Linked DNA regions of Homo sapiens: region 1 is linked to region 2. Evidence: read pairs that join two places in POLR2A ChIA-PET (ENCODE). Cell type or tissue: HCT116. All regions are shown on one strand. Links, peaks and the distances in the headings refer to the core of each region. The heading gives the core; the rest is flanking DNA.

The links. Peaks named below come from ENCODE experiments on the same cell type or tissue, not always from the same donor. Only the 100,000 strongest peaks of a DNase experiment are listed, where the experiment ranks them.
Region 1: POLR2A ChIA-PET joins it to region 2 with 5 read pairs; 7 of 35 experiments call an interaction of 5 or more read pairs at or near these places.

The regions. Positions count from the first base shown.
Region 1 is chr19:38,449,691-38,455,126 of GRCh38, reverse strand. It overlaps RYR1 (ryanodine receptor 1), which reads right to left. Exons shown (of 106, transcript NM_000540.3): 12 at 3,242-3,363; 13 at 2,113-2,308. Among named protein-coding and RNA genes, the nearest start is that of RYR1, 19 kb to the right of the region's middle. RefSeq lists an enhancer at 1,813-2,340. In HCT116, for the core only: no CTCF peak of the experiment used is centred there; a DNase peak (open chromatin) is centred at 1,966.
Region 2 is chr19:38,383,839-38,394,752 of GRCh38, reverse strand. SPRED3 (sprouty related EVH1 domain containing 3) reads right to left here and starts at 6,056. Exons shown (of 6, transcript NM_001394336.1): 1 at 5,946-6,056; 2 at 4,274-4,454; 3 at 2,639-2,807; 4 at 2,465-2,541; 5 at 1-110. The coding sequence starts at 4,450. GGN (gametogenetin) reads left to right here and starts at 6,719. Exons shown (of 4, transcript NM_152657.4): 1 at 6,719-6,778; 2 at 6,931-6,992; 3 at 7,473-9,332; 4 at 10,224-10,486. The coding sequence starts at 7,492. The coding sequence ends at 10,341. RefSeq lists silencers at 4,930-5,224, 6,684-6,923. In HCT116, for the core only: no CTCF peak of the experiment used is centred there; no DNase peak of the experiment used is centred there.

The DNA of each region.
Region 1 (5,436 bases), core at 621-3,120, 60 kb before region 2:
TTCCCAGATCTAAATCAGCCCCTTTGGTTTCATATTCCCAATCAGTCCCATTGCTCTCCTCTCCTCCTTGGCTCCCCATATCTATTCTTGTCCTCTCTGACTCTATCCCCAATATGAGATTCAGTCTATGATAATTCAGTCCTTATTAACACCAGGACTGAGTTTATACTTCCCCTTCCTGCACTTTTCTCTCCATCCTACTCACTTCCAGGAACCCCACTCCCACCAACCATCCAACTGGAACCCCACTCCCACCAACTGGAGAGGCCCAGTTCATTCTCCACACCAACCATCAGAAAGATTTTTCTCACTTTATCTTTTCTTTTCTTTTTTTTTTTACATTTTAATATTTTTTCTTATTTCATTGTGAATCATAATATACATACAGAAAAGTACATAAAACATATACAATCAATTCTCATTATTCATAGTTATGTTCTATAAAGTGATTATGAAGACTGAATTATCAAATACTGAACCACTGCTTCTAGGGGAAATACAGGGAGTCCCTGAGAGTCTGTGACAGTATTTTCATCAACCACTTATTACATAACCTTGTTTTTTATGTTTCTGTTTAAAGACAGTTATTTAATATATATTGTTGAGTCATTAACATTAAATTCACAGCCAACAGTACTATAACTCATGCCTTAATTAAGCTTATCTAACACATATTTTCTCAGTAAGGCACATCATAGCTTTCTTGCACTTAGGAAAGCTAGACAGCACTTCAGCACTACACTTGGGAGACATTATAAACAGTGAAATCAACAAAAAGGACAAAACTGTCTGGGTGCAGTGGCTCACGCCTGTAATCCCAGCTCTTTGGGAGGTGGAGGCGGGTGGATCACCTGAGGTCAGGAGTTTGAGACGAGCCTGGCCAACATGGCGAAACCCCATCTCTACTAAAAATACAAAAATTAGCCAGGCGTGGTGGCTCACACCTGTAGTTTCAGCTACTTGGGAGGCTGAGGAGGCAGGAGAATCATTTGAACCTGGGAGGTGGAGGTTGCAGTGAGCCAAGATCACACCACTGCACTCCAGCCTGGGTGACAGAGAGAGACTCTGTTTCAAAAAACAAGACAAAACAAAACAATTGTTGTATCTGCATCCTGGGGCCTAGATCAGTAGTGAGAGGAGCAGTGCCTCAAAGTGGAGAGCACAACCAAAGTGGCATCACACTGACCGGCTCTGCCACTAACTAGCTGTGACTGTAGAGGACCAAAACCTCCTGTGGCTCCCAAAGCCAAAGTCCTCACCAAGGCCTGGCCCTCGTCACCTCTCTGCCCTCATTTCCTCCCACTCCCCCACCCAAGCCTCCCTGCTCCAATCACCACCTGACTGTTTCTGGAACATGCCAAACACCCGCCCACCTCATGGCCTTTGCACATGGCTTCCTCTCTTCCTCCAGGTCACCCTGTCTGACAGCTCTGTCTTAAACTGCAAAACCCCAACACTCCCTACCCCTTACCTGCTGAATTTTTCTCTTTAACAGTTATTACCATCTAATATGCCATACAATTTACTTATTTATTTTATTGATCTCCTGTCTCTCCCCGCCATGTCAACTCCATAAGGACAGAGATTTTTTTCTGTTTTGTTCACAGCTGGCCTCCCCTCCCTAATGCCCAAAGATCTATTTCTGCCTCGGCACCTCCCATACCCCACACTGATTCTGTCCGCCCACCCCACAGACCCCGCGCCAGCAGACCCCGCCCGCTGAGTCGGCAGCCCTACCTCTGACCTCTGGCCCCACTCCTGGCCTCACCTCCCCAGGCCTCACCCTATACCTGAGCTTCACATAGGCCCCGCCCCTCAGCTCTTTTATTCCATCCTTCTCTCCAGGCCCCGCCCCCTGGTCGGCCATACGCCCTGCCCCTTCCCAAAGGTCCTGCCCACCAGCACAGCAGGCCCGCCCCTCCCAAGGCCCCGCCCCATCGTGTTCTCACTGGCTGGGGTTCCTGTCCGGCTCCTTCTCCTGCCCCGCCCCCTTCTCAGACCCTACTTCCCCAGGTCCCTCAGGCCCTGCCCCGCCCAGCGCCGTGGCCCCGCCCCTCAGTGGTCCCGCCCCCTGGGCCCACAGGCCCCGCTCCGCCCTCGCCACGTCCTCACCTCCTCCTGGAAGAGGCTCTGGCGGTTGCGCAGGCTTCGCAGCTTGCTCTGCTTCTCCTCGTGCTGCAAGTCCTCGGAGGGAGGCTCGAAGTAGATGATGAGGTCCTGCAGGCTCAGGATAACGCCCTCGATGGGCAGCGCCGTGCCAGCGGGTGGCCCCGAGCCCCGTGGCTTCCCGCTGAAGCTGTCCAGGCTCCTACAGGGACCTCGCAGCTGTCAGCCACGGCTGGGAGCGCTAACTGCCGCAACGTCACTGCCGCAACCTCACTCCCGCAAGACTCCCCCAGACCCACCCGTTTTACAGAGAGGGAGACCGAGACGCAGAGAGGGAAAAGCATTTGTCCGAGGTCACACAATGGCCAAGGGCAGAGCTGGGACTGGGACTCGCTCCTGTGTAGGTACAGGGGGGTCCCGGAACTCAGGGATGGAGAGGTCCAGGGTCCAGGCTCTGGGTGTCAGGGGTGTGAAAGTTGGGTGATGATCAGGAATGTGATCATGGTTGTCAAGGTCAGATTAGGGGTCAAGTGTACAGAGGTCAGGAGTTTAGAGGTTAGGGGTCATGTGTATATTATTGTTATTATTTTTTGAGAAGGGTCTCGCTCTGTCAGTGAAGCTGGAGTATAGTGGCTCACTGCAGCCTCTGCCCCCTCGGCTCAAGCAATCCTCCTTCCTCAGCTTCCCATGCAGCTGGGACTACAGGCACGTGCCACCACACCTGGCCAATATTTTGTTATTTTTTTTATAGAGACAGGGTTTCACTATATTGCTCAGGCTGGTCTCGAACTCCTGGGCTCAAGCGATCTGCCCGCCTCAGCCTCTCAAAGTGCTAGGATTACAGGCATGAGCCACTGTGCCCAGCCTAATTTTTTTTTTTTTTTTTTTTTTTTTGGTAGAGGCGGGGTCTCCCTATGCTGCCCAGGCTGGTCTCAAGCTCCTGGGCCCAAGCGATCCTCATGCCTTGCCCTCCCAAAGTCTTGGGATTACAGGTGTGAGCCACTGCGCTTGGCCCATGTATATGTTAGACAAGGGTGTGGGCAACAGAGGTAGAGATGAAAGAGGCCAAGTGTATGGATGCCCGGAGCATGGGACAGCACAGGAGTCACCCCAGCAGGGAGGGCAGGTTGCTCACTTGATGAACTGGTTGTATAGGCCATTGGTGCTGTGGATCATGCGGGCGGCCTGGGACTCCTCCTGCTGGCAGCGGGTCAGCGACAGTGCGTCGTCCATGTGGCCCTCCTGGTGCAGCATGGCCTAGGAGTGGGGAGACAGAGGTCTGGAGTGGGCCCAGCCACCCAGGGCCATGCCCCCAAGACGTCTGTCTAGACTTGAGTTCTGCACTTGCCCCCTCCTCCCTGCTCTGCAGAATCTCACTGCAAATTCCTCCTCATTTTTCTGTCCCCCGTCATCTGTCTCCTCTGTGTCTTTGATTCTCTCTCTCCTCTCTGTCTCTCTCTGTCCCTGTTTTTGGTTTTGTCTGTCTTTGTCTCTCTATCTCTCTCACCTCTGTCCCTGCCTCTCCCTCTCTATCTCTCTATCCCTATCTCCTTCCTGTCTCTGTCTCCAGGCCAGACCCTTTCCACCTGTACCTACTGCTGACTTAACATTCCCCCCGACCAGAAAGCTCTAACCCCCAAATTGAACCTGTCCCAGATAGAATGCCAGACCACCTTTCCACGAGGTGAGACCATCATGGCTGCCAGCTTCACCCCAAGCCGACCTCCCCAGAACTCATCCAGTCTGCGGCTGTAAACACCATCCACCTGCTGATGATGCTCACGTGTCCCCACTTTGGACATGGCCCAGGCCCCGTCTCTACGCCCTTGGCTCATGTATTCAACTACAGGCCTGTTTTTGCAAACGAGTGCCTCCCCAAGGATTCCTACTTGTCCATTCAGCAAGGCTGTAGTAAGTGGCTCTGTTCTAGGCACTGGCAGTAAAGCCTAAGATCCCTGTCCTTCTGAGCCAACACTGACTGTCCCCTAACTTGGTTGATGGCACTGATACAAGAGGTAGAAAAAAATTATTTAGGCAGAGAGTAAGGGCAACAGAGTCCTCGGCAGAGTTTCCTTTCTAACGGAAAGCAGCCCCCAAAATAATTTCTTTTCTAACAAAGAGCAGCCTGGAAAATCGAGCTACAAGCTTGCATGGGGGAATGTGCCGATAGAAAAGGTATACCTGGGGCTACGCATGTCCAACATGGAGGCTCCATCTTCCCTTTATTTAGTTATTTATTTATTTATTGTTTCCACGTTGTACAGAAAAGGAATGGGCAACATGGCCAGCTCAGGCAGAGGACCCGCTTGTACAATAAAAGCTTAGGGTGGAGGCAGCCAGAAATTTGTGCCCTATGCAAATGGCACAACTGGTCCAACCAGTCTTTTGCACCCTAGGTAAATCAGATACCACCTCCCCACCAGCTCATCTGTAAAGCCCCCTGCATTTCACCATGGAACCCCCTGCATTTCAACCCATTTTTCTGGGACCCTTCTCTGCAGTAGAGAGCTCCTTCTTTCGCCTATTAAATGTCCCCTCTTAACCTCACTCTTTGTGTGTCTGCGTCCTTGTTCTCTGTGGCTGTGAGACCACAAACCTTGGGTGATACTCCAGACAATGAGGCTGTTTCAGCACTTCCATCCTTCCAGTTGCTTGGGGCAAAAAATCATGGCATCATCCTCAACCCCTCCCCTTCTCTCACCCCACAGCCAATCTGTCAGCAAATCCTGTTGGCTCTACCCTCAGGACCCCACCAGAATCTACTACTCTTCCCAACTCCACAGTCCCCTCCTGGTCCTGTCCACTGTCATCTCCCATTTGTAACATCATGGCAGTCTCTTCTCTGGTCTCCCTGCTCTGGCTCTGTCCCCTGACCGTAGTCTGTTCCCAGAGACAGCCTAAGAATTCTGTGATCCTGCGTCAGGTCACTTCCCTGCCCTGCTCAAAATCTCCTGTGAGCCCATCTCACTCAGGATAAAAACTAGAACCTGGCCAGGAGCAGTGGCTCACACTTCACTTTAATCTCAGCACTTTGGGAGGCTGAGGCAGGAGGATCACTTGAGCCCCAGGAGTTTGAGACCAGCCTGTGTAATATAATGAGACCTCGTCTCTACAAAAAACAAACAAACAAACAAAACTAGACCTCTCCCATGGCCCACAAGGCCTCACACGAGCTGTTCCCATCCCCTCTCTTTCCTCACCAACCACTACTCCAGCCTGCTCACCCTGTTCCACACTGTGGCTTCTTTCTGCTACTGCAACAAGCCAAGCTCATGTTAACCTCAGGACCTTTGCACATGCTGTTCCTGCTGCCAAAAATAGTTTTCCCAC
Region 2 (10,914 bases), core at 663-3,162:
GTCGGCCCGAAGCCTGAAGCTGACTCCATCGTGATGATGGGGGCCGCAGCGGCGCTGGGAGGAGTCTCCTGGCGGCTGTGACTGGAGGAGGAGTCGCTGTCCACGTGGGACTGGAGGAGATTGGCGGCCTCAGCGCGGGGACACGCCCCCGCACAGCCGATGCCCTCACATAGACCCCCTCCCATTGAGAGCGAGGGCTCTGCGGCCAGGAAGGCCTGGGTTCAAACCCCGGCTCTGTCACTGACTGGTTGTGTGACCTCCGGCAAGTGAGCTCACCTCTTTGAGCCTCAGTTTCCTCCTCTGTAAAACGGGGATCCTAAGAGTACCTATTCATAAGGATGCGGTTAGGGCCACTGTCAAGGGCACAGCATATGCCTGAAGTACTGGGAGAGCTGGAAATGGTTATTGTTATTTTTGTGGGACTCTTCTCCTGATCTAATCAGCTCGCCAAACCTGAGGAACATCTAATCGTCTTCCCGCTTCTCAGAATCCCTCTCCCCTGGGCAGCCAGCTGCCTTCCTCTCTCACTCCCAGCCCCACACTGTTATTGGGGCAGTCCCGCCCACTCCGAGTGCTCCCCTTCCCATGCAAACCAGCCTCTGTTCTGAAACTAGCTGAAACGACTTCTCAGACCCTTAGCTTCCTTTCTGCCACTTGGACATAACTCCTACCTTATCTGCACACTGCCTTCAATAGACATTCATTGAGCACCCACGACGTGCCAGACTCACGAAGACCACTGTGCAGATTCCAGAGGGGGCCTGGACAGCAGAGCATCTTTCCCGGGTAAGTGCTCCATGGATGGGAACTGTCTGCAACTGTTGTGGCCCCACTTCATCTCCCATGACCCTGGAACCCTCCCCTTTTCTGCCCAGGGAATCAGTTTTGTTCCTCCAGGTGTTTTAGGCAACTCCCAAGGTTTCCAGCAAGTGCCAAATTGCACCCGATATTATGTGCATTCATTCATTCCGTTTATTCAACACATATTTACTAAACACTTACTGTGTGCCAGGCACTGTTTCAGGCATTGGAGACACAGCAAGAAACGAACAAAAGATCCTTGCCGGCCTGGAGCTGACATTCTAGCATGGGAGATAGACCGTAAACTAATAGATAAGAAAATAGGCCGGGAAATACACCTGTAATCCCAGCAATTTGGGAGGCCAAAGCGGGCAGATCACAAGGTCAGGAGTTTGAGATCAGCCTGACCAACATAGTGAAATCCCGTCTCTACTAAAAATACAAAAAAAATAGCTGGGTGCCTGTAATCCCAGCTGTTTGGGAGACTGAGGCAGAAGAATCCCTTGAACCTGGGAGGTGGAGGTTGCAGTGAGCCAAGATCGTGCCCCTGCACTCCAGCCTGGGCAACAGTGCAAGATTCCGTCTCAAAAAAAAAAAAAAAAAAAAAGATAATAGTATTTTCAGAAAGGAAATAAGGAAAATGCCTTAGAACATGGGAAAAATTTAGCACTAGACAAGGGGCATTGGCAGATTGCAATTTTAAATGGAATACTTAAGTTTAAATACTCAGGGAGGCCCTCCCTGAGAAGATGATATTTGTATAAAGCCTTGAAAGAAACAAGGGAATGAGCCACAAGGAAATCTGGGAAAGAGTGTTCCAGGCAACAGCCAGTGCAAAGGCGCTGGGGCAGGGCTGTGCCTGCCACGTTAGAATAAGAGTGAAGAGGCCATGTGGCCGAAGCCGAGTAAGTGAGGGGGCCAGACACACAGGGCCACATGGCATGGGATCTCATATGCCACTGTAAGGACTTTGTCCTTTACTTGAGTGAGTTGGAGCCCTGGGAGGCTTCTGAGTGTGGGAGGGGCATGATCTGACTCAGCCGTTGATAGGGATCCTCTGGCTATGTGTGGGGGCAGGAGGGAAGGAGTTGACAGTGAGAAGCTATTGAGATGGTCCAGTTGGGAGATGAGTTTGGATGGTACCAGGTTGGAGGCAGATTGTGATGATTTGGAAAGTAGAACCAATATTTGCTGACAGATGAGATGAGACGCATAAAAGATAAGGAGTCAGGGATGACTCCAAGATTTAGAGCCTGAGTAACTGGAAGCATGGGGTTGTCAATAATTTGTTCATCCATTTACTTTCAATATTTATTCATTTTTATTGTTTATATATATATTTTTTTTAATTTTCTGCCTTTCCACACTAGAATAGAAGCTCCAGGAGGAAAGGAACTTTTTGTTCACTGATGTAACCCAGTGCCTAAAGCACTGCCTGGTATACAGAAGGTACACAATAAGGACCCTTGAATGAACGTGTGAATCATGACAGGGCAGAAAGACTAGAATAACTGGGATTGAATTGACACTCATAGTTCCGGCCCAATTTTGTGTACCCGGTGTGTGGCATGGTGCCTGCTACACAGTAGGTGCTCAAGAATGTTCATAGAATAAAAACAAAACCCCTACCCTCCCCCAGCAGAGAGGCATCCTGGACACTCACCGTCAGAGGGCAGGGGGTCTCTGCAGTATCCTGGGAAGGAGAGGAGGAGGAGGAGGAGGAGGAGGGGGTGAGTGAGCCTGGGGCAGGGAGAGAGGCAGAGAGTGAGTTCCTTGAGCCCAGCTTCTCCTCCCGCTCCCAGGCCAGCCCACAGTGCACATCACCTGGGCTGCTCACCTCGACCCAGTGCGGCCAGCGCAGCCAGCAGGCTCTTCTGGAACTCATCAGCCTCTGCAGGGCTCTGAAACGTCAGTCCAAACTTGCAGTCACCCAGGCTCCAGTGGTGAAAGATGGGATTCACCTTGTTGTAAACCAAGCCTGGCTTCAGTGTACACTCCAAGGTTGTCTGAGGGGCAGAAGGAAAGCAGGGTCAGATACCCCAACCCAGACATGCCTGTGACGTCTCGTCCATCACCAGCCCCCATGCATACCCTAGTGTCTTCTCACAAACCTCATTTCCCAACCCTAAGTGTAACCCTGAACTCTGATCAACACTGATACGACTCCCCAGTTTTACTTGTTTTGTTTTTTGAAACAGTCTTACTCTGTCACCCAGGCTGGAGTGCAGTGGTGTGATCAGGGCTCACTACGGAATCAACCTCCCAGTCTCAAGTGATCCTCCTGCCTCAGCCTCCCAAAGTGCTGGGATTACAGGCATGAACCCCCACACCCAGCTACGCCCAATTTTACTGAACACACCTCTGATGCTCAAATATTTTCCCAACCCCTTGATCCCTACATTTTCCTAATACCTCCCTCTGATGCCCCTGTAGAAACCCCGAATCTTGCTGAATGGCCCAAAACATTGTTAACCCCTTTCTGATAACCCAACATCCCCCCTCTGGCTCAACAATACTTCCCAGACTTTACTGAACATCTCACAATATTATTGTGAATCCTCTTCTGATAATAATCTCTGGAAACTTTACCCAAAAAATATTCTCTCTCTCTTTTTTTTTTTTTTTTTCCAGATGAGCTCTCTCTGTGTTGCTCAGGCTGGTCTCAAACTCTGGACTCAAGCATTCCTCCGGCCTCAGACTCATGAGTGGCTGGGATTATAGGCACTGTACCCAGCCAGCACTTACTCCAAAACAGTCTTATCAGACTTCCACAGATTCCCCTTCAGATGCTAGCCAACACCCTATTGATGTTCCCTCAAATCCTTGCCTAGTATCACCATATTCCTTCACTCCATTTCAAATCCCTCCACTGACTCCTGCTCCAAAAAAAAAACCTTTCCCCCAAGCCTTTCACACAATCCATATCTTTCTACTACATCCCTAGCTGAAACTGATTCAACACTGTCCCTCCACATTGTGCCCGACAGCCCAGTTATTCCTGATGAACCCATGTATAGAATTGTCAACCATCTCTGACACTTTCAAATGGACCCCAGCAAATGCTTCACTATACTTAGGGCAGACAGGGGCCAGGTGGTGTAGGGCCTCGTGGCAAGGATCTCTGAGCAAGATGGAGGGTTTTGAGCAGAGGAGGGACATGGTGTGAGTCGGGGCGGGGGGGGGGGGGCAGTGCCCCCTGTGGAACAGCCTGGGGTTGGAGCGGGGAGGAGGAGCAGTACAGGGAGACAGCGAGGATAGTCTGGCTGGAAGTGGCAGTGGACAGGACCCTCCAAACACCCCATGTATCCTGCAATTCCCAACTCTTATCTACAGGACAGATATTCACTCCCAAACTTCACACCCCAGCTTGATTCCTAGGCTGGGAGGCAACCTGACCTCTGCTCCACATGCCAGCCCCTCTCCCCTCCCTCCCCAGGTCCCTACCCTCCCCGCATGCCCCAGGGTGGCTCACTTTCTGGTCCCGGAGGCGTTCCCCGTGGATGACGTAGTGCCCCTGGCGGGCCCCCCCCTCGGGCCTGGCCCCTCGGACCCGACACACGCTCACCTGGCTGAGGCCCCCGCCCCCCACAGGCAGCCAGCCCCCACTGGAGTCATCTCGGGCCATCACCACAGCTCGGACCCGCACCATGTACCTGCAGGAGGTGGGGGGAAGGACAGGGACAACACAGTCATGAGCTCAAACCCTGCTCTCCCATGGAATGTTCCCTCAACCCTCATCTCCCCTCCAACTTCATCTCTCACGTCCAGGTCCACTGCACCCTAAGCTAGCAATACCCACCTTCAACCCCATGGCCACCGTCTTCCACACAGCTCCTTTCTTCCTCATGCCATCTCTTCTCTCTCACCTCTATCTTCTTCTCCATGTCTGCCCTTTCTCTCTGTACCCACCTTTCCCCCATCTCTCCGTCCCCACCCCCATAGCCCTGGTGTTGCCCTTCCCTCCCCCTCCTGCTTATCCCTATCACCCCCTTCTCCTCCCTCAGCACATACCCACAGCCCCACCCAGTGCTCCCCCTCACAGCTGGGTGCCTGCGCATATATATTTTCTCTGGGCCCATCAACTCAGCTCCTGTTCTCCCAACCCTGCCTCCGCACCCTGTCGTCCAGGCCACAGGCTGGGTGAGAAACCCAGGCTCTTTCCCCCCCACCCACCCCTTCCCGGATTTATGAATGAGACCGGATGCAAAGCTCACTGAGTCACCCAGCAACGGGAGATGGGCAGGGAACAGGGAGAGAACCAGAAATGGCCAGAAAGAGAGGCTCAGAGGGAGACGGAGGCAGAGGAAGTCAGAAACGGGCGACCGAAGACACATCCAGAGAGCATTTCATTCACAAAAATCAAGGCTGCTCCCCCAGGCCCCAGCCGAGGGAAGCCAGGGGGGAAAGATGGGATGGGGGGGCAGATTGATCCTTCCTCCCTCTTCCCTTCCCGCCCCCCAGCCCCAGCATCCTTCAGAACCATTTTACCCCGCCCCCCAGCTCAGAGGACGTAGCCCTCCGCCCAGTAATCGGGATCAGTGTCCAGCCCTTCACTGCCATCCAGCACAGGGACCCTGGCGTCCCAACCTTAGGGACCCGGACGAGCTCTAGCCCCCTCCCCCACCTGCAGGCTGCTGGGTTTCCCGGGCCCTTCAGGAGGGGAAGGGGCGGCTGCAGCGCCCCCAGCCCCCTTTTCTCAATGGGATGGGATTTTGTGAATGAGCAGTCACGTGACGCTGCTTCCTTTGTCCGCCCGCCTCCCCCGACAACAGGTGAAGCAGGGAATGAGAGCAGGGGTCCCCCCAGGGCCTAGCTGGAATGGGGCACTGGCATTTCAGGGTGGCCTACGCTCCCCACACATCCTGTGTCCCCCGGGGGGAGTGGTCCTCAGCGTTCCTCAACGGTGAGGGTCCAGGACGGAATTTTGTGAATGGGGCATCCTCGGAGAAAGTCCAGACCCCACAAATGAAGACTGGTACCCTGAATGGCTGCCGCGCAGTTTGGGGGGTCCCCACTCTCTAGTCCTCCTAGCCGGGGCCTTGGGGGCGCCTGGGTGGGCAGAAGGCGCAGCGCGGTCACGGCCGCCCCCTCATCGGGGCAGGCAGTCTGTCAGCCCCCGCCCCCTCGCCCCCCTCGGCACCTGCCTGCGAGGCTCCGGCCGGGCTCCGAGCGGCGGCGACGCGGCCTCCTCCTCCTCCTTTTCGTTCCGGCTCCCTGGCTGGCTCCGGCGGCGCTGGAGACGGGCACCGGGAGCCGGGGCGAGGGGGGAGGGAGGGGGAACCTGGAAGACGGGTGGGGGGGGAAGGGGCGGCTTGGGGGAGGGGTAAGAGCGAGGCGGGCTTACTTGCCTGCTGGGTCCTAGAGCCCGGCACTAGCTCCAGAGAGCAACCCCCCAGCCCCCATTTTCTTAAGATCCAGAGGGGATCCCCCACTTTTCCACCCATCTGCGCCATTGGTCTCTAATGCTATGAGGAGGGGACGGGGCAGGGACAGGGACTGGTCTCAAGGTTCTAAAGAGGTGGTGGTCTACGCTGTGGCTTGGGTGCCTGGCAGAGTTCGATAAGGGGTGGGGCGAGAGGGGAGCCTTCACAAGTGGGTGGGGTTGGAGGGCCTGGGTATAAGGAGGTTTGGATGCTGCAGGCGAGGACTAGTGCGTGCGTCACGAAGGGGCGGGCCCACGGTGGATGGGCCTTCTCGGCGCCCGGGGGGAAGGAGAGGGTCTTGAGAAGCGATGTTGCCGGGTCTTAAAAAGGCGGAGCTTAGAGGTAAATTGCCTTAGGGGCGGGGCAGATGAGAGGTCCAAAGGGGAGGAGCGACGCATCGGTGTTCGCGTGGGCGGGGCCTCGGGAGGGAATGAGAGGGGCGGGACATTCTAAAGGGGAGGGGCTAAGGAGAACAACCCAAAGGGGTGGAGCTTAGAACCAGAAGGCCTGGGGGCGAGGAACAAGACCTCGGAGTATTTCAAGGGGAGACCTAGGTTCGTAAGGGGCCGGGCTCCCGCGGGCTCGCAGGAGGGCGGGGCCTCGAGCTCCGGGGGCGGGGCCTACATCTCGGGGTCCGCCCTAGTTGTCTCGCCCACTTGCCTTCACCCGCACCCCCGTTCTTTTCGGTTATTTTCTGCTACGGCAGTTCCCTGCCCTGCCCCGGGCCCAGGGCGCCGCGGTCTGAACTCTGCTCGGCTGGAGGACTCGGTGAGTGGGTTCCTCTGGGGGGAGGCGGGGCCAGGGCGGAGCTTGGGGACAGGGGTGGAGCTTGACTGTGGATGCCAGCTAGTAGACCTGGAGCGGGAAGAGGTTTAGGGGTGAGGCCTGAGGATCTGCCCCTGCCTGGGAAGAGGGCGGGACCCAGGTGCTCTAGAGAGAGGCGGGGAGTCGGAGAGTTAGAGGAGAGGACTGAGGGATCAGCATGACCAGCCAAGGGGACAGGCATGGAACCTTAGTACATAATGGGGCTGGTAGTGAAGTATCTTAACAGCAGCTGTGTTGGGGACATGGGCAAGAAGGCGTGAGTGTCGAAGGTCGGGGAACAGGAGTGCGACCTAAGGACTTGGGCCTGATCGGATCTTGGAGAACAGGGGCGGGGCCGGTGCGGACGCATTAGATCAAGTACAGCCAGCCTCGTAGGGTCCCCACGGCCCTGGCAGGCTGACTGGAGTAAATTTTTCTGACTAGTCTCCGAGCTCCGTCAGAAATGGGGAACTTGCAGTCGGAGCCATCCGCGGGCGGGGGCTCCCGAAAAGTGCAGCCCTCGGACCGCGCCCCCGACTCCCGCCGGACGTCCCTGGTGGAGCCCGAGATGACCTCCCAGGCCATGCGCCTGACTCGTGGGCTGGGTGTCTGGTTCCCTGGCAGCGCCACACCCCCGGGACTCATGGTACCCCGGGAGCCCCAGGCCTCACCCTCGACCCTGCCCCTCACCTTAGAACGGCCCTCTCCAGTGATGCCCCCTCCTGAAGAGGCGGCCGCGGTCTCTGCACCACCCCCGGCCCCCGCGGGGACTCTGCTGCCCGGCCCGTCTAAATGGCAAAAGCCCGCGGGCACTCCAGTTCCCCGGATCCGCCGCCTGCTGGAGGCGAGCCATCGCGGCCAGGGCGACCCTCCGAGCCTCCGCCCGCTGAAGCCGCCGCCGCCGCCCCGGCAACTATCCGTGAAGGACACTGTCCCGAGGGCCCCATCCCAATTTCCGCCGCCCCTGGAGACTTGGAAGCCGCCACCACCATTACCTTCTGAACGGCAGCCGGCGGACCGCAGAATCACTCCTGCTCTGGCCACACCCGCCTCACCCCCGACAGAAAGCCAGGCTGGGCCCCGCAACCAGGGCCAGACGGCCGGCAGGGCTCGCGGAGGGGCGCCTCCCCATGCGGGCGAAGGCGAAATGGCCCAGCCTGCGGATTCCGAGTCCGGTCTGAGCCTGCTGTGTAAAATCACCTTCAAGTCGAGGCCCTCTTTGGCCCCTCCGGCAGCCTCGAGTTCCTTAGCAGCCAAAGCTTCGCTGGGGGGCGGCGGAGGCGGCGGCCTCTTTGCTGCCTCAGGTGCCATCTCTTACGCCGAGGTCCTGAAGCAAGGGCCCCTGCCTCCTGGAGCCGCTCGCCCCTTGGGAGAGGTTTCTCGAGGGGCACAGGAAGCCGAGGGAGGTGATGGAGACGGCGAAGGGTGCTCTGGTCCTCCCTCGGCGCCTGCGTCCCAAGCCCGGGCCCTACCGCCGCCACCCTACACCACCTTCCCAGGCTCGAAGCCCAAATTCGACTGGGTTAGCGCTCCCGACGGCCCTGAACGCCACTTCCGCTTCAACGGGGCTGGCGGAGGCATCGGGGCGCCGCGACGGCGTGCGGCCGCACTCTCTGGGCCTTGGGGCTCCCCTCCGCCACCACCAGAGCAGATACACTCAGCTCCCGGGCCCCGGAGGCCCGCACCTGCCCTGCTGGCGCCGCCTACGTTCATCTTCCCAGCACCCACCAATGGCGAGCCCATGCGCCCGGGGCCTCCAGGCCTGCAGGAGTTACCACCGCTGCCACCGCCCACACCGCCGCCCACACTGCAGCCACCAGCGCTCCAGCCAACGCCGCTGCCGGTGGCTCCCCCGCTCACCCCGGGTCTGGGCCACAAGGAGTCAGCCCTGGCTCCCACCGCAGCCCCTGCTCTGCCCCCAGCCTTAGCCGCCGACCAGGCCCCGGCCCCATCCCCGGCTCCAGCTCCCACCGTGGCTGAGCCCTCGCCGCCTGTGTCCGCGCCCGCACCCGCGGCTGCGCCCATCAAGACCCGCACGCGCAGGAACAAGGGTTCCCGTGCAGCCCGGGGCGCGACCCGTAAGGATGGCTTGCATGGAGATGGTCCTCGCGAACGAGCTACAGCTACCGTGCCTGACAGCAGTGGTGGAGGGGGTGGTGGCAGCGGGGCCTCTCAGACTGGGGCAGCTAACACCCGCGCTGCGCGCCACTGGCTGCCCTTCCAGGTGCTTAACTCCTGTCCCTGCAAGTGTTACTGCCACCACCAGCCACGCCATCGCCGCCTGCCACGCAACGTCTCTGCCTGGTGAGAGGGGAGAAGGGACAGGAGGGTGCCGAACCCCAGACTGCTGGATAGAGTCCTACTCAGCCCTTTGGCTTCCTGACCCTAGAATGACCCGTGGCCTTCATCTCTGCCACATCTCAAACCTAGCTGAGCTCCCACCCTTCAGGACCAAGAGGACCCATGATCCCATGCTGACCTTTGACGGGGAAAGGGGGACACCCTGGCCCAGCCCTATGGCATCCAATCCCTAAGTGGACTCTTGGCCCTCCTGTACCTCTCTTGGAGCCATTAGAGAGGGAGGCTGGTCCCAGCTGGCCTGACCCTATACACTGCCTTGACCCTGTCCCTGAGGGTATCAAGGAGGACCACGTCCGAGGCCACTCAGGGATGGGGGTGAGGGGATGACTGTCTTCCTGGAACTAAATGGGGGTAGATGCACGCCTCCAACTTTACTGGGCACAGGGGCAGCCCTGGACTCCTGACCCCTCTAGCCTCTGAGGACTTCTCCTGACTCTGGGACTCAAGGCTTCAGCCGCCAGAGGGCACTGATGTCCCAGCCCTTGTGCTGGGGAGGCTCCTCCTGAGTCCCACATCCAGGGGGACAATGCATCCTCCAGCCACCCCCTACCCACACTGAATCACCAGATCTGGCCACTGGGGTCTGATACTGACTCCTGGGAGTGCTGAACCACTGGGAGACTGCCCTGGACCTCTTGAAGCTTAGCTGGGACACTCGCCAGCCCTCAGCTCCCTTTCCTATTAAGTGGCCACAGCCCTGCCCTAAACTGCCTTTGGGATATTCCAATATAGCCTTCAGAAGCTTCCCTATTCATATGGGGACAGGGAGGCCCTAGAAGGGCTAGAGGCCTGGTCCCATTGCTGGGCTTTGCTGACTCTACCCTCCCCCACTAGGCTGAGCACATCCACCAACCACCTGGGCGAGCCACCCTGGGTTGCCACCATCAAGCTGTCCGGCTCTCTGGTGGCCAAGCTGGAGCACTACGACTTGCAGGCCACCCATTCCAACTGAGTGTAGTCGGCTCAACACCCTCCACCTTCCCCTCCATGCCAATAAAATAACCAATCCAGATGCCAGCAGCCTGTCAATCACTCGCCAAGGCAGTGGGTAGGGTGCAGCAGGGCAGGATCGCCATTAAAGCACATCTTGGAAACAATCGTGAAGCTGGACCAGAGCAGCAGTAACTGAGGTTCCATTCACCCAGCACCCAGACTGATGGGTCCAGGGCGGGGGGGATCTGATTCCCCTTAATCCATAAGCCCCAATTCTGAGCTAACCTGGTACCAAGCTCACAGGCTCAGCACAAACCACTTTGCAAAGGAGTGATCATTCCCATTTCACAGTTGGGAAAACTAACTCTGGAAGACTTGTGAAATTTCCACATCCCACAAGGGATTCAGCCAGATTTGGACCCTGCGCCTTGAACACCTTCCCAAGAATTTCAAGGCAGGAAACCTAGGCTGGGGGGTGTGCGGGGAGGTCCTCAATCACATGCTGGCTCAGGGAGGGTGGGACCCACAAGCCCACACCAGGGCCCACACCTTTTGTTCCACAAAGAGCCCAAACTGGCAGCCTACAGATGGG